Regions from separate parts of the Mus musculus genome. Here all the other regions are linked to region 2. Evidence: chromatin loops called from intact Hi-C (ENCODE). Cell type or tissue: heart. All regions are shown on one strand. Region 1 overlaps Anxa13 (annexin A13). Region 2 has its middle 28 kb from the start of Gm36193. Region 3 holds the start of Klhl38 (kelch-like 38).

Region 1 (8,000 bases), 69 kb after region 2:
AAGGCCTGATCTGCAGCATCCACCAGTTCCCATGCTGTAAATATCACAGCCTGCTTCAAGGTGCTGTCATGACATCATGGAATATGAGTCGGGAACAATAAGCAACAGTACATCAGCATGTAGGGTTTCCACCTCTCAAACACAGTGGGTGAAATGGGGCGAGGGGTAGGCACGCATGGAAGGACTACCTGGAACCCTCAAAGCTATTGAAAGGAATTTGCAGTGCAAGGCTAATGTTCCCAGAGCTGATGGTGAGACTCCTTAGTTCTTTGGGGTGTATGTCTATTTGGTTTGCCCAGGCTAGACTCCCAGATTACTTACCCACAATGCCTCAAGAATCTCACTGGGGCAAGTAGCCGTGCAGAGTGTCATCAGAGCCTTGCTGGAGGAAATGCATGTTGGGATAGCATAGGCTTGGAGGAATGAGCTATTGGCTTGTAACACTGGAAGTAGGCTTTGATGTAATCCTTGGAGGTCTCCTCTATCTGTGAATCATGCCCCTCAAACAAGGCTAATTCTGGCCCAGTCTCTTTTTAATCCACTCTTTTGTTTTCCTGTCCTTGCTGAGTTCAGAGCCCAAGGATGGGTTGCTTTGCTTTTGTTTGGTGACACATAGATTTCATATGTTATGTTACTAGACTTGGTCCTGGTTTTAAAAAAAAAACATTTTATGTGTAAAAGCTCAGCTTTGACAATGACTGTTAGGTATGTAGCAGTGTTCACAGAACTCCATAACTTGTGGGTCACCATTTTCTAATTACTAAAAAGGACATACTGTAAGACCCCCGATGCTGGGCCACCGCTCAAGTCCCGGGATGAGCTGGCCAACACCCCAACATCTCGAGAGAAAACCACACCTGATGCAAACTGCAAGAGGTTTCGTGCAGGGCAGGGGAGTTCAACCCTGTGAGCCGAGCGGTGACAGTAGGGGGCTTTTAACAGCTAGCTGAGGAGTTGGGAGGAGTTGGGAGGAGAGTTGGGAGGAGTTGGGAGGAGTTGGGAGGAGAGTTGGCTACAGCTCCTTTCTGGTGAGGGGGGGGAGTGAGCTGCAGCCTCCTCTCCGGCGTCTATCTCCATGTCTTCGGCACAGGAAGGCAGGCATCTCTGGTTGTACAGTATAGAAACAAAAAAGACTTTTTGCTGGCTATAGAGAACAAAGAGCTTCTTTCTAGCTATATTTTTAAAGATCAGGGAAAACAAGCTTGGGGAACATCCAGGGGCTTCACCTTCCAGGGAGAAACGCTCTAAGTCGGGGTCTCACACATACCATGGCAAGACATCTATCCTTGCACTGAACATTTGGGCTATTTGCTATAATACTATCCAAATGATTCCCAAAGATCTACACATGATCATGTTCTTTGTTCATGTAGCTATCACGAATGACCGCCAGTGTTCAAAACATAGAGCCCTACCTTGGGAGAACATCCATTGCTCCTGGGGTCAAAATATAAACTGAGCGATATAGCCTTGCTAGCCTGTCCTCTCCATAATGCCCATGTCTCAAATCATTTGTCCATTACTGTTTCTTGGCCTCTCAACCTACTAGGGGCCACAGCCCTGAAGAAGATGTCAGTAGTTCCTCGCTAGGGATGGGCCTCCTGCGCTTCTACCCTACCTGTGCTGGAGAGCTGACTGCCTTGATCACGTGTGGATCTTACACAGGCAACCGTAACTGCTACGAGCTCATGAGCTCAATGTTATGCCACGTTTGGAAGACGCTGTTCTGCCACAGTGGCCTTTAGTCTTTCCTTCTCCCTGTCTGGGATGTTCCCTGAGCCCCGATGGGAGGAGGTGTGATACAGATAACCCGTTTACATCTGAGCACTCTGTAGACATGCATTCTCTGCACTTTGACTCTTTAGTGTACTGACAACGTTCCACGCACTGATGGAGACATCTCATTTCAAGACTGGCTTGGAAAGATACTACATTAGAAGCAGCCCACATTCTGGTGACTTTTGTGTCAGTGGAGCCCACCATAGTAAACGGAAGAAGAAGCAACGAATGACTACTGACTCATTCTCACACACATCCTGCAAGCCACATTTCTGAGAAACCTGGTCAGCCATCCAGCTTGTGAGAGGAATCCTTACTGTGTTGCTTACAAATGGATTTTAGTCAGGTTACTTAATATCTTCTACTCATCATCAGAGGTCACATGAACCTTGTAGGGTTATGAATTCAGTATAAAACTGTGGTACTCAGCAGTGCCAGGTGCAGATCTCATCTAGGACAGAATAGTTATGGTGGCTTGCCTGAGGTGTCCAAGTTAACTTGATAGTCTCTGAATGACTCCATGTGACTACAAGACCAGAGATTTTATTATTGCAGAATCAATACACCTGAGAGACAGGGCATTGACGGTAATCCCATTGGCACTGTGCTTAGCCTAACTGTATGTAAAAATCGGAAGACTCAGGCAAGCCACATGTGTAGAGAAACAAGAAAACTCAATAGAACAAGGCACAGTTAGTGAGTTTTACATCTCATTGCATTTCACATAGGAAGGCTGTCTCTTTTCTCGATGCAGGTCTTGACTGCCATCCTCGGTGATTGTTAATAAATGTTCGCAATCTCCCAGTTCATTTGGATTTCACAAGGTCTCTACTTCCCAGGCAAGAACCCAAGTTCATCAAGCCAATTTGGCAAAGCCGCTGATGGAGGCATAAACCATAACTGTAATTAACAGAAAGGCTTTGAAACTGAGCACACAGAAGGGGAAATGAGCAAACCGTTTAATCTTGTCTTTACGCCGCATTAGCCATTTAACCTCTGCTTTGGCTCTGTACATCTGGGAGGCATATAATTTTCTAAACATTTTATTATAAATGTTCGGGTTCTTCCCCCCACCAACTGCTGATTCCATTTGTGCTTAGAAAGCATTCGCTTCAAATGCTAAAGGGAGACTGGAAGGCAGGCAGTTCAGGTTCCTGCTAAGCCAGCATTCAAGGTGAACTGTTCAAGCCCTTGGAGGAGGCTGCTCCCGACTTCGACAATTTAGCCTTGGGGCTCCTTTTAAATCCATGAATAAACAATCCAGGGGGTGAAGGGTTTTCACCCATTTCCAAATTTGATTTGTTCCGAGGAAGAATCCTGCTATGGGGGTTTCTCCTCAGGCTTGGATCAGTGCAAGAGAGCTACCAGCAGTTTCCGGAAGTCCCCAGAGGTATCTGAGTGAACCATGTCAGAGAGAGACTTCTGATACTTCTCCTGGAACTTGGCCTTTATCCCCTGCAGGTCCACCTGTGGGAAGGATGACGACAACTACGTAGGTGACAGCATCCATGGTACGTGCGTTGTAAATGGCAAACACTCTCCTACGCCACCATACTCATTAATTATATCTTTAAACAGCCATCAGGAGCTAGGCTGGCATTATATTTACATTTGGAGGATAAGAAAAAGAAAGCCTACTTTAGCTCCCTAAAAATATGTGTTTCTTTATGTGTGTATGTATACACTTACTCATGCACATATTCCATTCAAATTTTATTTATGGGAGCTAAAATTTAAACTGCATACTTTTTAAAGTTTTAAAAAATGGCTTATTTATTTTTATTTTGTGTATACTAGTGTTTTGACTGCTTGCACATGTGTGTGAGGGTGTCAGATCCCCTGGAACTGGAGTTACAGAGATTTGTAAGCTGCCATGTGGGTGCTGAGAATTAAATCTGGGTCCTTTGGAAGAACAGCCAGGGCTCTTAACCTCTGAGCCTCCTAAACTGCATATATTTTCATTGTTACAAAACATTTTTCTTTTGAATGTCTTATAGGTGTTTGAAAAGGAGTCATTCTGGGCCACAGAGCTATATACAAACAGGTAGGTGGTTTTCCAAATCATAGTTTGACAGTGTTTGGTAGAAGGTAAGATGATTTTCCAGAGGTTTAAAATTAAGCATGGGGGGCTGGGGAGCTGGGGAGCCGGGGGGCCAGGGAGCTGGCTCAGCCATTAAGAACACTGACTGCTCTTCCAGAAGACCCAGTTTGATTTTCAGCACCCACATGGCAGCTCATAACTGTATCTGCAGTTCCAGATAGACACCCAAGGAATCCAATGCCCTCTTCCTGGGCATCAAGCATACATGTTGCATGGATTGATATACAGGCAAAACACCCACACACATTAAATTATATATATATTAAAAAGAAATGATTTCTTCCTTGTACCACATCAGGAGGAATAATGGTTCCAGTTATCACATTTCAAACTGATCACCATTTGTAGGACTTCTTCTGAGTCTAATTCATAGAAAGCTTAAGAACTCGGGGCAGAAGGGACATGGGGAGGAAAACAGACAAAACATTGTCCTGCTTCAGCCTCTTTCAGCTGCAAAGAGGAGAGCTACACCAGAAAAAAAAAAACAAAAAAAAAAAAAACAAAAACAAAACAAAACAAAAAAAAACCTTCCAGACTGGACAAAACAAGTCTTATAGAGAAACAAAGTTTAGTTTTCTGTTTGGTTTTGATTTTGGTTTTGGTTTGAGCTCTGCCTTGCACAGCAGGCCTAGAAACCATAGAGAAGCATCAGGCTCCCCTTCTCCTGTGTGTGGTTGTACTGAGAAAGAGAAGAGCGAAAGGTAGGAGAGGGTCAGGGAGTAAGGAGTTGTTTGCTGTGGATACTGCTCTCCATCAAGAGACTACTGGAGGACAGATGCTGCCCTGCTGGGCGTCCTCTGGCTGGCTGGATGCCCAGCCCTGGGGGAGGGGCAGGATGGAGCAGCTGGCATTTTTTTCTAGTCCAAGTGGAAGATTAGAGGATCCCCTAAACATATATGTGCTGGGCCCAAAGCGGTTCAGAGAGACTGACCACATATGGAGATGACCCACACTCACATGTGGTCCGTTTGGAGATGGAATTGAACATGGAATGCTGACAACCCATCTGATGGGACCCAATCTCTCACAGGGTCTATAGAACTCTGCTGCTCTCAAGAGTTCCCTGGAACTTCAGCAGGGGCTGAGTGGCTGAGAGCTGGAGAGACAAAGAAGGCAGAGCACCTGAAGGGAGGGAGAGAGACTCAGAACTGAGGAGAGAAAGCAAACTCTAGCAGAATAGCAAAGAAGCTGCTCACATGAATAAGGGGGGCATGGAGGAGGGGGAGAAATTCCAGGCACAGAAATAAAAAAACGAAAGAACTGCCTTGCTGCTGTGAAGCTATATTTAAGAACAACGTCAGCTGTTAAGCGCTTGTCGAAAGGCATGGGTCAGAATTTGGGTTGGTACCGCTCCCTCTCCACTGAACACTTTTTAAAAAAGATGTCTGTGGTTTTCAGCTGCTTGACTCCTTTCATTTCGCCAAGGCTTCTGCCACAGCAGCGGGGACAAGCCTGCCACTTCCCCTTCACCTCACTTCTGCTCACCAAGGCCTGACAGCCCCAGGCGCTCTCTGTGACACTTGCTTGCTGGCTGCTTCCAAGTTTCTGCCTACTCCGGCCCTTCTCTTTCCAAGACTCACATTCTTCTCTGAGAGGGGGTGCAGACTGCTCCTTAGGGAGCAAAAGAAGCCCCAGTCTTTTTATATATGAAGTACTAGTATTTGCATTGGAGCTCATAAGCAGATATTCAGTATTCTCTGTGCTGTTAAGTTTGGGTGAGGAAAGATAGTAATTTGAAAAAAAATAAGTGTCTAAAATAGCTCTTTGAGAGGGTCTGGATTGGAAAAAAAGAAGCCAAGAAACTGTTTTGTTGAAATTTTAGTTGGGGGGTGGGGTTGATTTTTTTTTGTTTGTTTGTTTGTTTTGTTATTCTGAAAAAAACTCATCCTTGTAAGGTGTGCTCCGTTAGATAAAGAGAGTGAGGAAGTCACTTGTGTCCTATCTCTGCTTGCTGCGGGGTGACCCCTTTCCAAGGCTCTGGATTGTTTTCCTTAAAATAGAGCTGGGTGTAGCTGTGCTACCTCGGAACAGCTCCAGCAGTTCCTCTTTACTGCGCCACCAGCTCTCTGGAGCCACCGATGACAAGAATAGAAGCAGCTCTCAGTATTGTATCTTAATAAAAGACAAGGAGAAGGCTGAAGTAGAGTCCAATGTGGTCTGCATATTCTGGGAAGGGAAGGGCTGTCTTTGTCTTACGGGGTTTTGAGAAATAGTCCAACGACAACAACAGTAACCAATGACATCAGTGGGAGGAAAAGATGTTGGAGTCCCCTTTTTTAGAGTCAAGTGTTTCTTACCTCTGCTCTGGTCACAATGATGCGAATTAATGTCTCCTCATCTGTCCCCATACCCTTCATGGCCTTGTATAGTAGGTCAGCAAAATAGCCCTCAAGGTCCTGGGCACATCTCACTAGGAGGGAGGGAAAAGGAGGATGTGAAATGTTCTCATAGTTTGTGGGACAACACAGGGAACCTGCACAGGCACAGCATGTCCCAGCTACTTGTGGGACTTCTGGACTTGACAGGCAGAGGTTTGGAAGGATCTGACTTTTTAACTGTTGTGAAATGAGATCTAGAAGGTTCTCTGGGTCAGTATAGTATGCCTCTCCAACCAGAGCTGAGTTGAAACCACTGCAGAATGAGAATAGCCTGTATTCTCTACAAGGCCTGGGGGAGGAGTGTGGGTCCTCCTTGCGCTCATATTGTCATATTGTAGAGGTATGGAGTCTCACTCATGGGCATAGATGATGCTACCCAGTGGAACCTCCAGGGCTAGAGCAGGGCTCCATGGGAACACTGCTTGGCCAGTAGTCTTCCATAATAGAACCTCATATGGAGGTTTGCTCAGCTGGACCACACCCTGCTTTCTTGTGTTCTGCAACCTCTACACCCTTTGTTTTCCTTGCTACATTTGTTTGGATACCTTCTGCATTACCATCTGCAGGTCCCCAGCATCCTTCATCTTGTATATGGGACAAAGATGCTTGACCCTACTGATAAAGATCCCTTCTCTGTGTTGTTGCTATGAACTACTTTCTGGCCCTCCCTTTGCCTGCTGTCTTTGCTCTGTTTACAAGCTGACGAAGTTTGGTGTGTGCTCATCAACCTGGCAACTGGGTAGACAACTGGGTTTCCCCCACACTGAGGAAAGTCAGCACTCCCAGCCGCTTCTTCCAGGCTCATAGGCATTCACTCTATAAATGCTGAAAAGGAATGAACCATTTACTTGTTAGGTTGTTGACTGTTTCCTAGAAAGCCTACTGATATTACTTTTTTTAATTTGGGTTTTATTTGAGATAGGGGTTTATTCCATAGCCCAGGCTAGCCTCAAACTCAACCAATCCCCCTGCCTCAGACAAGAGTTACAGTGCTAGAATTACAACAGTTTTTCAGTGTTAGCAATAGTAATAAATTCAACTTAAGTGTGTGACGGGAACCTTCATCTCTACCAGAGCAGGGCTTTCATTTCCAAGGTCACTGTCTGTGTGGCTGATGTTTCTGAGCACGGAAGAGGAGCAGAACCCAGGTCAGGAGCCAGTCTCCCCCTTTTTTTTTTCAGGCCATACAGCCACTATTTGTCAGTCGAGGGTCAGGTGTGTCATCTCTCTATCCCCAAACTCCTGGTTTGAGGTGGGTAGGAAACCCCATGCTATCATAGCAAGTGTGTAGTTGAGACTCATTGTGGTCCTCAGGCTGTATGACCTTCTGGCTTCCACAAAGTTTTCCTATGACACACAGCACTGATGGATGTCCAAAGGCCAGCTCCCTTTCAGTAGCAAGTAGCAGGGATCCCTCAGAAGGTTGGGCCAGGATAGCTAGGGGATATCTGTTCACGCTGAGTGGACACTGTGGCAGCTATGGCTTATCACCATCCCCTGATCTTCTTGCCTTCAAGGAGTGGGGCTTCGCAAACTTTACTAAGCATAAGACCATCACAGGGAGCTTGCAATGGTGGCTATCCAGGCTCTGTCCCACTTCTGGTTTCTTTGTGGTAAACCTGGGCTAGGTCCAGGAAAAGCTTTTGAGGCAAGATGGTTCATGGGCTCCATTGAAGAAATGCTCATGGTGGTGATCATGTGACCTCAGCCCCTATAGATCTGAGGGGTGAGGTGATGTCTTT
Region 2 (8,000 bases):
ATATGATGGATTCTGGCCAAGAGTCTGCAGAGTAGTGGCAAGGCTGGGGGACGGTGCGAGGTGGGCAGGAGCCATGGATGAGGGTGAGCAGGAGCCATGAGGAGAGGGGGCAGGAGCCATGGGTGAGGTGGGGAGGAGCTATGGGTGATGGGGGTGGCAGGAGCCATGGGTGAAGGGGGACAAAAGCCATGGGTGGGGAGGGACAGGAGCCATGGGTGGGGAGGGACAGGAGCCATGGGTGAGGGGGGAGGAGCTATGGGTGAGGGGGTAGAAGGAGCTATGAGTGAGGGGGTGGGAAGAGCTATGGGTGAGGGGTGGGAGGAGCCATAGGTGGGGGGGGGGGACAGGAGCCATGGGTGAGGGGGAGGCAGGAGCCATGGGTTGAGGGGGTGCAGGAGCTATGAGGAAAAGGGTGTGTGTGTAAGATCTGAGCCCAGACAACTAAGGTGGTAAAGCCCTCAGTCCTGGTCTCACTTGGTGAGGAAGGAGGCAGGTAAATGGCAAAATGACTGAGGCAGAGAGGGAGGCTTCTCCAGCTCCAGGAACATTTAAGGCTGCTGAGAGCTCAAAAGCCAGCTTCAGTGTATGTTGGTTTTGGTTTACTGATTTTAACTTTAAAAATTTTTTTCTTTTATTTTTGAGATTATAATATAATTAAGTTATTTTCCCCGCTCTTTCATTTTACTTTTCTATGTTGGTTTCTTTACTAAGATGGTGATTTTGAGTCGGATGTGGTGGCGCACACCTTTAATCCCAGCACTTGGGAGGCAGAGGCAGGCGGATTTCTGAGTTCGAGACCAGCCTGGTGTACAAAGTGAGTTCCAGGACAGCCAAGGCTACACAGAGAAACCCTGTCTCGGAAAACAAAACAAAACAAACAAACAAAAAAAGATGGTGATTTTGATGCATTGTAGAAACTTATGGAAACGTATTCGGGAGGAAGCCCCACAATCTCATCAGGCAAGCAGCCCTTCGGGAGACTCTGATGGCTTCCTTACAGTCTTCCTCCCAATGTACACACTGTCTTTATTTGAGATCAAGCTTAACACTATGAACATGGTTTCCACGTGGCTGGTCTTTCCTATGTAACATTAATTGTGTCACCGCGTGTCCTCATAGCTGTTTTGTGTCCTCATAGCACTTTTTGACAGCTGCCTAATACTCTCCTGCATTGCTGAGACGCTTTACCCAGCCGTATCTCATTTTTAGACATTTAAGTTACTTCCAACTTTTCCTGCTTATCAGTTACGTCAGCATGGCTATTTTTATACCTAGATGGCCTGTGTTCCTGACTGCTTGGAAGTAGACTTACTGGGTCAAAGGGGATGCCAGTGTGATTTTCAGAAAACGATGCCCGTTTCTGTTCACAGCTGGTTTCTATAAAGCATGGGAACGGCGCAGGCACTATTTATGTGCCCTGCTGAATTCTCAGCTCCCTGCTTCATCTGACCTTCCGCCACTACTCAGAATCGGCTCTGTTCTTCTCCTGGGCTCCCGATGGGAGCCAAGCTGGACTTGTGTCAGTGTATTAAGAAGTGCTCGTTATAGCTCATTGCCCATGGGATGTCGACTGCTGCTGATTTCTCAGGGCTGGAGATGACACATTTTCTCACATTCTTCAAAAGTCTTAAGGTTCAGCAGGAGAGAAGGAAGGTCCGAGCCAAGGAGAGCTGCGGCCATACCGACAGGGAGGGCACTCTCTCTTTCTCTAGCTCTCCCCCCCCCCCCTTGAAAAGGGGAGAAAAGCTCCCTCCCTGCCTCCTCCTCTCTTCCTCCTGTCCTGTTTTTATTTGTCTCTTCATCCACACCCTGGTTAGCTGTTGGATACCTGGTACCCTGCTAGATTTTGGGATTATGAGACAGACGAGACCTGGTGCAGCTGAGACCTGGTGCTGTCAGTTGGGTTTCTTGGTTCTAAGCTCCAGAGACTGATAAAAGGATGGTGGTCACTTCTCAGAATTGATAGTAAGCTGGGGACTCCAGTGAGGGCAACCAGCAGCAGTCCAGGCAGCAGGAAACACAGTTCTGGACATCCCCAGGAGTAGTCTGCTGGTTGAGACTCACCGGCAGTACCCGTAGCATAGCGATTAGCCACAGCTGAAGTCTGGACGAGCTCTGAATGAACCTGCCTCTCGGGATTCTCCTTCAGCTTTCAAGTTTGAGATGGAAGTTACGATTAGGTAGGGCTCATGATGGCATAGGGTGACATTTCTGGCCCTCATGGCTTCCCATCCACCATACTACCTTCTACTCACTGAGGAATTTTCCTTCAAATAAGAAGAGAGTATTTAGATTTGTGGGGTTCCCTTCTTCTCCACCCATATGGCCCAATGTCAGTACCTCAGGTCCCCACTGTTCCAGAACTCACTGGTTGGAGAAACTGAGAAGTAAACAGACAGCTGTATAGTGGGAAGAATGCCTGCCCCACATTTTGTGTTCTGGGTGGGGAAAAGGACACAGTACAGGGGAAGGGATGAGGTGGGAGAACTCGGAGACATGTTGAAGAGAGGAGGCAATGGAGAATCGTGGTTATAAAGATGTCACCCATGTCTCAGGGCTGAGCAGGAAATGGGCAGTGAGAAAACCAACAAACTGGGGAGCACAGTTGTGGGGGAGACGGAGAGCTTGACCTTCCAGAAGCAGAGGCCAAGACAACCTCAACTCAGGCCGAGGATGCTGCTCCATTCACTGACCGTAGTGAGATTTGGTCACCACCTAATATGCTGAGAAACAGGAGGAAACCACTCATCCCTCAGGGAACATCTGTCTGTCTGTCCGTCCGTCTGTCTAGAGGAGCCCAGGGCAGGCACGTGGGAGATCAGTCAGAGATGGGCTGAAGACTGGGGCTCGTCCACGTGGATGGGCATGGAAATCTTGATGTGGACGAGATTCCAGGAAGACTGTTAAAAAGGGAAGGTAGAGTAAGGGGCTGGGCTGGGATTTAAAGAGGAAGAAAAAACGGCGATGGGGGCAGGGCAGTGCATGGCGGGGAGGGGGGTTGGGGAGAGGATGGACAACCTTTCCCCTGGTTGTGGCCTCTCTGCTTGTGGAAGCTGTAGCTGAGATCCCCTAGAGTGTGCTCAAAGGGGGAGGGGCACATAGGGAGGAGCTGGAACGGAGCAGGCTCTTCTGAGTACTGTGCTCTTCAACTGGATGTGAGCTTTGGGATATTTCCTGTGCTACCTCATTGCCCATCCCACCCAGGGTACGATGTCTATTCTTCACTGTAGTAGCATCAGCACCAGCACCAGCCCAATCCCCATTTCCTACCTCTAGGACAATAACATTGCCATGTGCTATCACAACAGACCACGGCCAACCCAGTGGAATGCCAAGCTGTCTTCCCAACATCTTATTTTGGATTTCCTCTTGGCTGCCTTCAAGCTGGTTTATCTCTCTTCATACCCCCACAGTACTTGATGTACCAGCTCAGGAACTACTGGTATTTATTGCTGGGTTGAGAAGGCTTATTGCATAAGTACTCCTGAAAGAGGACATTGTCCTGACTTCTCTGACATCTCTGCCTGGAGGAACTGCAGACTAAGGATAGGTCTTACCTTCCCGTCACTAAAACATACACACATACACACACACACACACACACACACACACACACACACACACACAGAGAGAGAGAGAGAGAGAGAGAGAGAGAGAGAGAGAGAGAGAAATTGTCCCATGTCCTTGTTGTAGCTTTAAGCTGTGTCTTAACATCTGCAAAGTGTGATAGCAGGTTAGAGGCTCAGAGAAAAGGTGAAGCTAGCGTCAATCTAAAGACATCTGCTAAAGATTTCCATCCTTGCTTAGAGAGGTCAGCTTTGGCTCTGTTAAGACTTTCAACTGAGGCCTGATGAAATGGCTCAGGGAAGGGAGAGTGGGACTTGCTGTGCAATCCTGATCCCAGGAACACACATAAAGGTGGGAGAAAAACAACGCTATAGAGTTTTCCTCTGACCTCCACAGGTGTGTTGTGGCATAGGTGCCCATACAACACAGCGTGCACGTATCACCACCATCATCATTGGGTGCATGTGCCATACACAGGAAAGTCAGGCTCCTCTGTTATTTTCTGATGTTATTTTGTACAAAGGACCCCAGTTGAACCAGCAAATGGTTCACACATGCGAACACATGGAGATCAAAGGATAGCTTTGTGTTGTATGATGATCATGGTTATGGTCAGAACTGCCTTTTTACTGAGAAACTTCTAGGCCACTGTGTATAGTGTCTTCTAGGCACTTGCTCAAGCATTCAAGTCCTACCTTCCCTGTCCTCAAGGGCAAGATGGAGGCCAGTTTCCTAGGAGAAGTTTGTCCATTAAAGCAGAGCTAGATGCCCAGGTCTTGTTTAGAATTCTGTTCGTACCACAAGGCTGGTGATCTTTCTTCAAGGCTGTCTATGAAGCATTTTGTGAACAGTTTGGTGATTCTGCTGGGATCCTTTGTAAAAAAGAACTGTATAGAAAATAACAATAAATAATTAGAGGGGCTTAATTTTACTGTGTATAAATGATACCACAGTAATGTCTCTTGAAATCTCTCTTGGTCCTGAGCATGGAGTGAATAATAGCACTAGCTACAACCATTGTATCAGTGAGTCAGAAAGTGCTTAGGAACTTGAAGCAGGCATTCTCGGGTACGTCTGTGAGCTCTGATGTCTTATTAAATATCCAGATTCATGTTTCATTTCTATACTTCTCATAGCATTTCCTTATTGTCTTTGGTTTGGCAATTTATGGTCACAAGATAGGTAGCATATCACCAGGCACTGTATCTGAACTCAAGGAAGAAAAAGGCGCTTGTGTGTAAGGGTGGGGTGGGAGTATTTAGAGTGTATCATATCACACCTGTTCCCTTTATGGGGAAGCCTCTCGGGTGACTACTGTATTTAATGTTTCATTATCCAGAACAAGGTCAGATGGACACTCCTAGGCACAGGGAGGCTGGGCAAGGCTTGCCAACCCCAAATTGGGTCAGTTTTGATTCCATCTAGGAGGCAGATGCTGTGCTTTCCCGAATCATGTTTAGGTTCTAATAACAAGGAAGAAGTTTGCCTCTGGCTAGGTGTCTTCCTTAGCAAGAACTGGCACTGTCTTTCTTCAACCCTCACGGCACTGACACTGGGTATCATTATTATCTCCACTGCAGTCCAGGAAGCCTGGGGTAAAGATGGAAATGCGACTTGCCTGAGATCACACTGTTGTTGAGATGTTCTCATGAATTGTCCTGTGTCCTTAGGGACTTGCTTCCTTTACAATCCCCTTGGTGCCCATGCACCCTGGGAAATTCATGACAAGCTTTCTGGCTGATGCAATGCTGGCACAGCTGCTGGAGGCAGGGGTCAGGTGTCAAGGTTGCATAGAGGGATTGTAGGGTCAGTGGGTGCTTGTTTTCTGGATAGACATATGGGTTGTTCCTTTGGGAAGAGTTGTAGATAAATGATCTGTCTTTCTGTGTGTTTTGTTTGTTATTTTCGTTTTTTAAGACAGGGTCTCATTATGTAGCCTAGCCTGGCCTCACACTCACAATCTTCTTGCTTCTACCTCCAAAGTGCTACACTTTTATAGGCAGGCATGTGCAACACTGAAACCACCAGCCAGAACCAGCCAACACTTACGGGCTTACTCAAAGCCACTACGGCTATTTTTTAAAATTTTGTCCGTAAAGCAGATTAAAAGCTTAAAATGCTTGTGAACTTCTCCTTTGGTCTTTTAAAACCGTTTTCATGCAGATTTCTGAGTTCAAGGCCAGCCTGGTCTACAAAGTGAGTTCCAGGACAGCCAGGGCTCTACAGAGAAACCCTGTCTTGAAAGAAACAAAAACAAAAACAAAACAAAAAACAAACAAACAAAAAAAACACCAAAAACCAAAACCAACCAACCAAACAAACAAACAAAAAATCTCCCAAAACTGTTTTCATTTAATACACAAATGTATTTTATTTTCATGAAATGCACTCCTCACTCCTCTTCTCCAACTCTTGACCTTCCCCTCACATCCTACCCAATGTCATGTTGTCTTTTCACCTGTCTGTCATTTGTCTGTCTGTCTGTCCACCTGTTCATCCATCCATCTATCTATCCATCCATGTGTTCATCCATCCATCCATCCATCCATCCATCCATCCATCCATCTATCTATCTATCTATCTATCTATCTATCTATCTATCTATCTATCTATCTATCTATCTAAACACCTAAGTCAAGTCAGTGTTGCCTACACGTGTGTGCTGTAGGGCTGACTACTGTATAAGATGGGCAACCCATCAAGGGACCCACTTCTGAAGAAAATGTTCTCTCTCTCAGTATCTGTCAACTTTTATAATTTATCAATGAGGAGTGAGGCCCCATGAGTCCCCTAAATCTATGCTGGACTACTGAGTACCCTGATTTTGTACAGGTCTTGTGGGGAACAACACAGTTGCTGTGAGTTCACATGTGCCATCTGTCAAGTTTTGCAGTAATTCTCTCTAACCTCTGGCTCTTACAATTTTTCTGCCTTGTCTTCTGAGATATTCCCCAAGGCTTGGGGTGAGTATGATGTAGATGTCTAATTTTAGGATAAATAAGTTCACAGTGACTTATTCTCTGTACTTTGATCATTTGTGGTTTACTGTATTAACTCCACCCACTACAAAAAGAAGCTTCGTTGGTGAGGGGTAAGATCTGAACTAATATATGTATCTAAGGATAAGGATCTAGAAGGAACCTAGATTCTATAACAGTTTAGTAATGTTATAGTACTAGGTTTTCCTCTGAGTTCTGTGACCACAGGTTATTGGTCAGATTTCCAATACCATGCACGAGTTCCCCTTGTTTAGTGAGCCTTAAGTCCAGTGAGATAGCTCTTGGTTACTCTCTAAGACATTGGTGCCCCTATTGCACCTACGGACTAGCCAATATACTATTGTAGAGTTTATTGGGTTCTTATCTGAGTAAGACAGCTAGTATTTTTCCCCTCCTCACAGCCTGACTAGCACTTTTTAGCACTCTGAGATCTGTGAAGGAGGCTCCTAGTTCAAACCTACCTACATCTCTCCAAGTCCTATGATGAAAGTATATGGTGTCAACAATAGGATATTATCTTCAAGGTCTAGTGGGAAATGCTCCTCCCAGAAACTACAGACTATGAAGTAGTCCTAGTTCCTTCAAGTTGATAGGTTGGGGCCAGGGACATCATTTTGTTTTAATTGACTGTTATGTGCCTTGAACCTTGTTAAGTACTTTGTGCGACTTTTCTTGTCTCATCCTCAAGCATGGAGGAGGTAGACACTACTTTTATTCCTGCTGTGTGGATGAGAGGATGGAGGGTAACAGAGCTGAGAACCTTGGCTGAAGTCTGTTGGTGATGGAATGGGGTTGGTAGCTGGAGCTGGCTGGTGTCAGCCTGTGCTGGGAAGTGGCCGAGCCTATGGATTCTCTGCAAAGTCCCCTTCTTTGGTGAAGATTGCACAAGAATGTGGTTCCCAGGAATTTTGCATCTTATCAGTCATCCTATGACAAGACAGGCTTATTAGGGCACATCAAATACCCAGTTTCCCCAAGGGCTTTCGTATCTTCATGGACATTAGAAACATGAATTTTAAAAGTACATTAAAAAACTAAGTTTTGGGGGTTGGTCTAGTTTTAAAGCTCAAGCTAGAGAAATACTTATATTTGAGTTGAAGATGATGTTCATTATATTGAATATGAAGTTGGTTACTGTCTATATATACTTCCCTCCTTGACCAGCTTGGGACCCAAGGTCTGCTATGTCACCTACTTGGCAACCCTGCCCTCCCCTACTCCATATTCAATGGACCAAATTCCAACTTTTTTACTTATTTTATTCATTTTTTGTAGTATATGTATGCATGTGAATGTGTGTGTGTGTGTGTGTGTGTGTGTGTGTGTGTGTGTGTGTGTGTGATTTTTATGTGCATGTGTCTAGGCCAGAGGTAGATAGCAAGTGTCTTTCTCTATTATATGTCTACCTTACTTTTTAAGACAATGAACCTTGAG
Region 3 (8,000 bases), 52 kb after region 2:
TTTATGTATATAAGTATACAAGAATGCATGTATACACATACATATTTATGACATCTGGGCATATATATGCAGTTATATAAATGCATATGAATTCATGTACACATAAGTATATACATACATAATGCAGGCATATATATATATACACAATATGTATGCACATGCATACCCATGAATATGTACATGCATATGTATGTGTGCATGTTTGTCATTATGTCTGCATGTATGTATATGTCTGCATATGTATGCCATTATATATTTATAAATACATATATGAGTATGTCATGTAATTGTTGTGTGCATGTGTGTGTATGTATGTATATTTATGCTATTTGCTATATATATGTTCAAGTGAATGAATATACACATGACTGAATTCATGCACACATATATATGCTTGTATGTATATACTATATATATGTATATATGCATGTGAGTGAGTATATCTGTATATAATTCTATATGTGCATATATGTATATGTGTGCATGTTCATGTTGTTATATATATGGATGTGAATGCTTGTTCACACGACTAAAGACACACATGTATATGTGTGCATATATATATATATATGCCATTATATTAGGCATGTTTATTTATATATGTATTATATACATCTGTGCATGTGTGTGCAAACACACTTGGTGCTAACATGATGAAAAGGACTTACAGATTACCTGGATAAGGCGTACAGGGTTCTGCATGATGTCCTCACCCCCAAAAAGATAGAGTCTTTGGTCCTTCACTGCTACGGCAGGGTGGAGCACAGCCACTGGCATGCCAGCCATGCTCTCCCAGACGTCACGGATGCTGTCATACCTCTCCATGGAGGCCAGAAGCTCCTGCCCTTCTCCAGTACCCCCAATGGAGAAGATGAAGTTCCTGTGGGTGGTGCTTCTGTGGGAGTAGCGGGCTGCCAGCATGGGCTCCCCCACCCTCCACTGGTTGAGTTTCAGAGAAAAGATATACACACCACAGCTAATGAGACTCTTTCCCTCACTGACAGTCATGCCCCCGAGCACATAGACGCTCCGGTGCAAGGTGACAGCTGAGGCCTTGTACAACCGTATGGGAAGCTTGGCTAGGCTCTGCCACTGGCCAGTCTGTCCACTGTAGAGCAAGACATCCCTGGTGGTCTGCTGGTTGTCCTTCCGTCCCCCAAGGAGGAGGAGGAAGTCTTGGTAGGAGCTCCTTGGGGGCATGCGCCATAGGAGTTTACAATCCTGGGCACTGGGACCATACAAAGAGAAGATCTGTTTCCTGGCCATCTCCAGGATGGCCTGGCAAGCAGGCGAGGACTGGAGGAGGGCGTCATTGGCAATGAAGTGATGGAAGAAGGCTGGGTGGATGTACTGCAGGCGGACCTGCTGCAGCAGTTCCTGCATGTGCCTCCACCGGGCTTGAAGGTCATGCTTCACCCAAGCCATGAGGGCCTCGAACACCTTTTCCTCCTCACCACAGAGCCTGTCATCTCCCAGGTAGTCCCTCAGCTCCATGGCGCAGAGCTCCTTCAGGTCAGCTGATGCTGCCACCTCTGGGAAGTAAGTCAGGGCCACCTCCTTCGCTTTCTTCTTAAGGCTGTCACAGCTTAAGATTTCTGCGAGTCTGACTAGGCCCAGGCAATTGCTGGGGGCCAGCTGGCTCTGGAGGTATGAGGAGCAGGCCTCAAACACCCGGGGATACTGCAGCATGGCAGCAGCCTCCATCAGTGGGAGGACGTTGGCAGCTGAGATATGAACCTCTCCCGTATACACATACGTAATGACCTGCTCCAGAGTTGTGGAACTGATGCCTTTCATCTGCACTTTGGCCTCTCTGCTCTCCCGGAAGTGGCTGCAGAACATGGCCTTGAAGTAGGGGCTGCTGGAGGCCAGCACACTGCGGTGACAAGGGACCTCCCAGGCCCCGGAGCAGATGCTCACATCAGTCAGGATCTTGCTTTGTCTTAAGCCATTGAGCTGTCTTAACAAGTCAGAGGAGAAGCTGTGGTCTTTGAAGACAACCCCATCTGGTAACTCCTCATCCATCCTACAAAGAAGAAGGGATGCTTCAGACGGAAGCAAAATCAAGGCTTTCTCACAGAGTACACTGGAAGGGTTAGCTGTGGGGGCTCCAAGTCTCATTTATCTATTTACCACTATCTATTTACCAAGACAGTGGAATCACGAACAGTAGACCACATTGTACATCCAAGAGGAAACCACCCTCACCCTAGACCACAGAGTGATCTACTTCAGGCTGTTATTATCTTCAGAGATAAAAGACACACAGCATCTCCAGCTATGCACAGGCATCTTCCAACCAAAGTGAATAGTCAGGGACTCACATATTAGCCTGACACGAGAATAGTCCATGCCTTTGATAAGAAAGGTACACTTTTGTCCAGATTCTCATCAGATTTGCCAGGTAATTCATCTAGGAATCTTTCTGAGGGTTAGTTGCTCACCAAGGCTAGAATTCGAGGGTGTGGTCATCTGGTCACAGAAGTGATGGGGTCACAGTGGGCTGCTGCAAGATCTAGATAGAAGACTCTGGGCTCTTTGGTTTTTATTTTAAAGATGCAATTAATAGAGAACAAAGACCAAACACTTCTGTGGTTTATTGGTGACACTGGCTGTCTGCCTGCTGAGAAATGACATATGAGGGACACTTACCTTGTTTTGCTGCAGTGACATCCACTGATGCTGGGTCTGTCTTGTCCTCTCAAGATTTCTACCTTAGGCTCGGAATAAAACCATAAAGCCCGGGCCTTTCCGTTGGCAAGTTCTCTGTCCTCGGAGAGTTCTGGGTTTGTTTATGCTGCAGGCACTTTCACAGTTTCTAGAGCTCTGTACAAGGGCTGCCGGGCAGGCAGACAGTGTATACATTCCAAGGCTAAGAATAGCCGCATATGTACTTTCCAATGTTATGACATGTGACTTTCCAGTTGCCTTTTGCAGCCACCCGAGGGCCTGCAGGGCTGCGCATGCCCACATGCCTTGTTTCCTTGGCGAGTGTTTACATCGGTATAAATAGAAAGAGAGGAACGCGTTCTCTGAACAAGGCTTTGCTGCCCATTTGGACACATCCCGAGCCCCTTGTCCTAAGAGTGCCTGGGAACTCTAGATGTCTGTAAACAGGTTGCTGTGACCTGTGCAGAATCATTGAAGGCAGCTCTGGGTCACAGTCGAGGTAGCAGGTGCTCATGGGAGGGGCAGAGAGTGGACAGAGCCCTGGGTGCTCTTCAGGGGACATCCATGTAGCACCTCCTGCCTGAGAGGACTTCTGTGAGGGCTCCAGTTTCCCTTTTAGGCTATCAAGGCAAAGGAGCCCAGAGGAAAGGCTCTTTTTGCTTGTTTTTTGCTTGCTTGCTTGCTTGCTTGCTTGCTTGCTTGCTTGCTTGCTTGCTTCTTAAATATTTTTAGTAATCTGTATAGTCTTGTGAAAGTCCTGACTCTAATCAGGCATTCTGTCCCCATGTCTGTCTGTCTGTCTCCCCCCCTCCCTCCCTCCCTCCCTCCCTCCTTCCCTTCCTCCCTCCCTTCCTTTCTCGCTCCCTATTTGTGTATTCTGACTTATAACAACTGTTGAGTCTGCCACCTGCCCCTTCTGGATACCTGCTAACTGCTCTTCAGCTGGGCTCTCTTACACTCAGCCTTCCTTTTCTGTCTCCTCTCACCAGACAGAAGTGAGTTAGATGCAAGGGGCAAGGCACAGTGATCCAGGTGGAAAAAGAGCAGTGGAGAATGGGATGAGGAGAAAGGAGGAGGAGGAAGAAGAGAGGATCAGAAGGGGTAGAGGAGAGTGAAGAGGAGGGAAGGATGGAGAAAGAAGGAAGGGAAAGAGAAAGCAAGAGGGAGGGAGGGAAGAGGAAGAGAAGATAAGAAAAATAAAATGGAGAGGAAAGAAAGACTGAAGAAGGAGGGAGAAGGAGGAAGAGAAGGCAAGGTGGAGGGAGACAGAGAGGGATGGAAGGAAGAAGCTGAGGAGAAAGGAGGGGAGGGAGGAAGGAGGAGAGGGAGGGAGAAAGAATGAGGAGGAAGAGGAGGAAGAAAAGGTACTATAGAGGGAAAGAGGGTGGAAAGAAGAGGAGGAGCAGGAGGACCTGAAGAAAGAAGAGAAGGGAAATACTGGTGGGGGTGAAGAAGGCAATGGCAGAGGCGGTCAGGTCCACAGTAATGAGCGTTGGATCACCAGAAGGGCTGGGGGCGGGACAAGCATGTGTCACTCATCTGGGCACTGCTGTCCATGATTGCTCTAGTCACGAGTGAGCCACATAAAGGCCTGGCTTCCTCTTCCCACATTGCTCAGACTTTTGTGACAGTCCTTGTTTCTAGTTTCTCCACTGTTACTACCTCCACCTTGTTGGCACAGAGTAACCTCTGGGAAGACAAGTCAGGACTTGCCAGGCTCCATGTCACACCTCTGCTGGCTCCCGTGTCAAGAGCGCTTCTTAGGAGGAGGCTGGTTGGTCTCCTGACTCTTCCCAGAAACACACCTCCCACTTGCATATTTTTATACTTGCTTCATCAGACAGCTTATAAGTCCATGCACATATATGTGTTAGTATCTCCACTGGGGAGTTAGGACTGACTTGGCTTCTAAGATACTTGAGGCAGGGTGGAAGGAGTATTCTCATTCATGGTGATAGGTCATACCCCCAAAGAATTCAGCAGCTCATAGACAAAATGGATACCCAAAGCATGACATTAGGTTCAGGAGTCTAGAGGCAGAAGTAGGTGGCAGCAGAGAGCCTGTGACAAAGGGATCAGGGATGCTGGCCATTCCTGGGCTTCTGTGGCATGCTGATGACACGGGTGAGCAGTTACATCTCTGAAAGGGGCCCGATGACCCTTCGTTCTGTACTCTGTGCTTTTATGTGCATCTTCCCTTGGTCCATCTTCTGTTGCACCGTCCTCACTCATCCTTCCACATGTGGTCCATGTGCCAGCTTCTCTGAAAGTCTTCTCTGCTCTTTCTCACCTCTGCCCTGCTCCCACAACCTCTGCACCTTGGGACAGAGGCTGTGCCTCAGACCTTATACATGTCTGCTGGCCCACTGTGCCTCTCCTGTCAGTGTGGAGTCTCTGAATCCAGAAGGCTTGATCTCTTGCCGTCTTCCCAGAGTCCAGTGCAGGGTGTAACATCTAGTGGGTGGGTTATGTTAAGTTCCTGATCTGAGGAGAACAGAAGCATAATGGAGAACGGAGAAGATGGGAGCCTCATGGGGGTCTGACTAAGGCAACTCTTATGAAGGACAACATTTATTTGGGGCTGGCTTACAGGTTCAGAGGCTCAGTCCATTATCATCAAGGTGGCAGCATGGCAGTGCCTAGGAGGGCATGATGCAGGCAGAGCTGAGAGTTCTATATCTTGTTCCAATAGCAAACAGAAGACTGGCATCCAGGCTGCTAGGAGGAAACTCTCAAAGCCTACCCCCATAGTGACACCACTTCTTCCAACAAGGCCATATATCTTCCAACAAGGCCACACTTCTAGATAGTGCCACTCCCTGGGTCAAGCATATTCAAACCACCACAGGGTCTCATCTTCTTTGTAGAAGTACCAGGGTTACCACTTGCAGTGTGTGTAGATGGCAATGTGAGCCCTCACTTGAATCAAAAAAAATGTTAATAATATAATGAGCTGAAAAATCAAATAATTGCTTTGGATAATAGAGTGAAAGATGAGTGTGGGCTGAGGACACAGCTTTGGTCTTTGGGAGCTAGGAACAAAGGAAAAACAACTTTTTTGGGGAGTTTGAATGCCTCCTCTATCACGGTTCTTCCAGCCGGTGAGCAAGCCAAGGATATTCTGAGGTCAAAGGGCAGAGTGAATTAGTTTAGCACTGGCCCCTGGAAGGCTGCTTGGATTTCTCCTTCACCTTCTACCTAGTTAGGCCTTCCAGAACCAGGCCTATCAAGAGTTTGGATGAGCCTGATCATGGATAAGTGTCTGACCAGCTTCAGTCAGTCTTTTAGTTTCTAACCCTTAGAAAAAAGCAAGTTCTATTCTTTTGGTTTGGCCAAATAGAATTTAGGAAAAGACAGAGTTTAGCTGCTTAACATATAGCAAACACACACACACACACACACACACACACAGAGAGAGAGAGAGAGAGAGAGAGAGAGAGAATATCCAACCGCAAACATCTTCCCCACCCACGAGTAATCTCAGCCAACTTGTTCATACATCATTTTGTCTTAACTCTCCTTAAAGAAGATATCTTCGTTTCAGATTTGAACATACGGTGACCCAAAATAAATGAGGACACCAAGCTCTGTCCTTCCTTTTGAGGAAAGTCAGTGTCACAATGAATTGAGGCCTAGATTTTGGAAACAGGAGGACTGGGGGCAATCTTGGCATTCTTCTTTTGGTATCTGTGCAATCTCTAGCAAATTATTCATGTTCTTCCAGCCTTGACTTCCCATGTGTTAGATAAACGGGACTTAGCATCCCTGTCCCACACCAGTAACCTAACCTGTATAGAGTGCTAGCAATATACCTAGTCTAGCTAATGTCACCTTATTGCTCTGAAGACAATCTTGTCAGAGACTGACAGGTCATGGTGACTGACTTTTAGGGTCTAAATTACTTATCTGTTCATTTTAGCTGTTTGCTTCAGTCCTGAGCAATGGATTGATATGTTCCTAATCATCTAGAGATTTAAACTTTGGGGGTCCTGGAGAGCAGTCAGAGCTCTGTCATGAACTGGCTGCATGGCCTCAGACATGTCACAAATCTCTGTATACATTTCCCCATCTGGTCTTGAAGCTGTGAACCCCCGACCCTTCCAGCTGCTCTCAGTGGTTTGTACTCCAGGTATCTTCTTCTTCAAGATAAGGAACAGAAAGGACCTGTGAAAGGCTGAGGCCCAGTGCTGAGGCCTCACCAGATTTCTGGCTCATCTCTGGCCCGAAGCCAAGTGCAGAGGAGAATGTCAGCCTGTGCCTTTTATAATTTTGCCCTTTCAAGTGAATCCAGGAAGCCTTTTTATTTTTTCCTGGTAGAGTTCTGAACGGACTCTGGAGGCCTTTCTTTCTCATCTGTGAGCACAAGGACTGGATTCTTGTGGAAAAGGTAGGCCAGTGTGCCAACAGTAGGCTTGCCTACCAGGACCAAGAAGCCACCAAGCAAGTACACACATGACCACAGGGGCAGGCACACATGTACATATGTACATGCACATATGTCCTCTGGGTGTGTACGCTGCCTGCCTTTAGAGAACCCTGGTGACAGTGGCTTCAAAGAGCTGTGCCTCAAGGTCAGACACTGCACGTGAAGACATCGACAGCAGCCATTCTCACCGGAAGGATGCTCCTAACTGGTGTTAGGACACTTCCTGGTCCCACTGAGGCCAAGTGGGGGCCAATGTGATGAGCAGACATAGGACAGCTGGATCTATAAAATCTGTAGGCTGGAATCTGCCTTGCTGTGTCACGCCAGTCCTCTATAGCCACAGGTCCCAACCCATGGGTCAGTCACCTGCATAATAAGAAACAATTGCACTTGCATTCAAAGTGTGTGTGAGGATGACCAAAGGCTTTATGTGAATATTACACAATGTTGAGGGACTCCAACATTGGTAGTGAGTGTTGACCACCAGCATGTCCCAAGGCATGACTGTACGCAGAGTCGGCTGAGTCTATATCTCTCTTACTGTGAATTTTCCCCCTCCCAGCTTGTGGCAACTTGAACATTGAACAAGGACTGTGTAGTCATAACAATAGGTAAAGGGGACTCTGTCTCTTGATCGGGGATTTCCTTGATGACTGTCCTCTGGGATCAAATGCCTTGACGACTGTCTCTAGCCTCAACTCTTCTTCCATGGCCCCCTCCCACTGCCAGAAATATCTTCATATTTTTCTCCCCATGGAAAGCAAGGGGAGAAAAGACTCAGAGAGATGATGTCAGCACTATTAGCAGATGCTGTTGTAACTCGGATGTCTGGACCAGTTCTTCCTGTAAACTGAAATCTGACCTCCTACATCTCTTACACTGCAGGGCAGCTCTCCTGGATGCC

What was found. Peaks named below come from ENCODE experiments on the same cell type or tissue, not always from the same donor. Only the 100,000 strongest peaks of a DNase experiment are listed, where the experiment ranks them.
Region 1: it touches region 2 in a loop (4-fold over the local background); 3 of 42 quality-filtered maps call a loop at or near these places.
Region 3: a loop joins it to region 2, with 3 times the contacts of the local background. A loop is called at or near these places in 10 of 42 quality-filtered maps.

The regions. Positions count from the first base shown.
Region 1 is chr15:58,338,748-58,346,747 of GRCm38, forward strand. Anxa13 (annexin A13) reads right to left here. Exons shown (of 8, transcript NM_027211.2): 7 at 6,178-6,288; 8 at 2,717-3,246. The coding sequence ends at 3,127. Among named protein-coding and RNA genes, the nearest start is that of Klhl38, 19 kb to the left of the region's middle. In heart, no CTCF peak of the experiment used is centred here; DNase peaks (open chromatin) are centred at 4,694, 5,334 and 5,934; H3K4me3 peaks cover 211 bases; H3K27ac peaks cover 3,171 bases.
Region 2 is chr15:58,269,651-58,277,650 of GRCm38, forward strand. No RefSeq gene overlaps it. Among named protein-coding and RNA genes, the nearest start is that of Gm36193, 28 kb to the left of the region's middle. In heart, no CTCF peak of the experiment used is centred here; DNase peaks (open chromatin) are centred at 1,411 and 3,351; H3K27ac peaks cover 1,166 bases.
Region 3 is chr15:58,321,307-58,329,306 of GRCm38, forward strand. Klhl38 (kelch-like 38) reads right to left here and starts at 2,863. Exons shown (of 4, transcript NM_177755.3): 1 at 2,653-2,863; 2 at 676-2,026. The coding sequence starts at 2,025. In heart, a CTCF peak has its summit at 4,704; DNase peaks (open chromatin) are centred at 3,025 and 4,205; H3K4me3 peaks cover 2,706 bases; H3K27ac peaks cover 4,679 bases.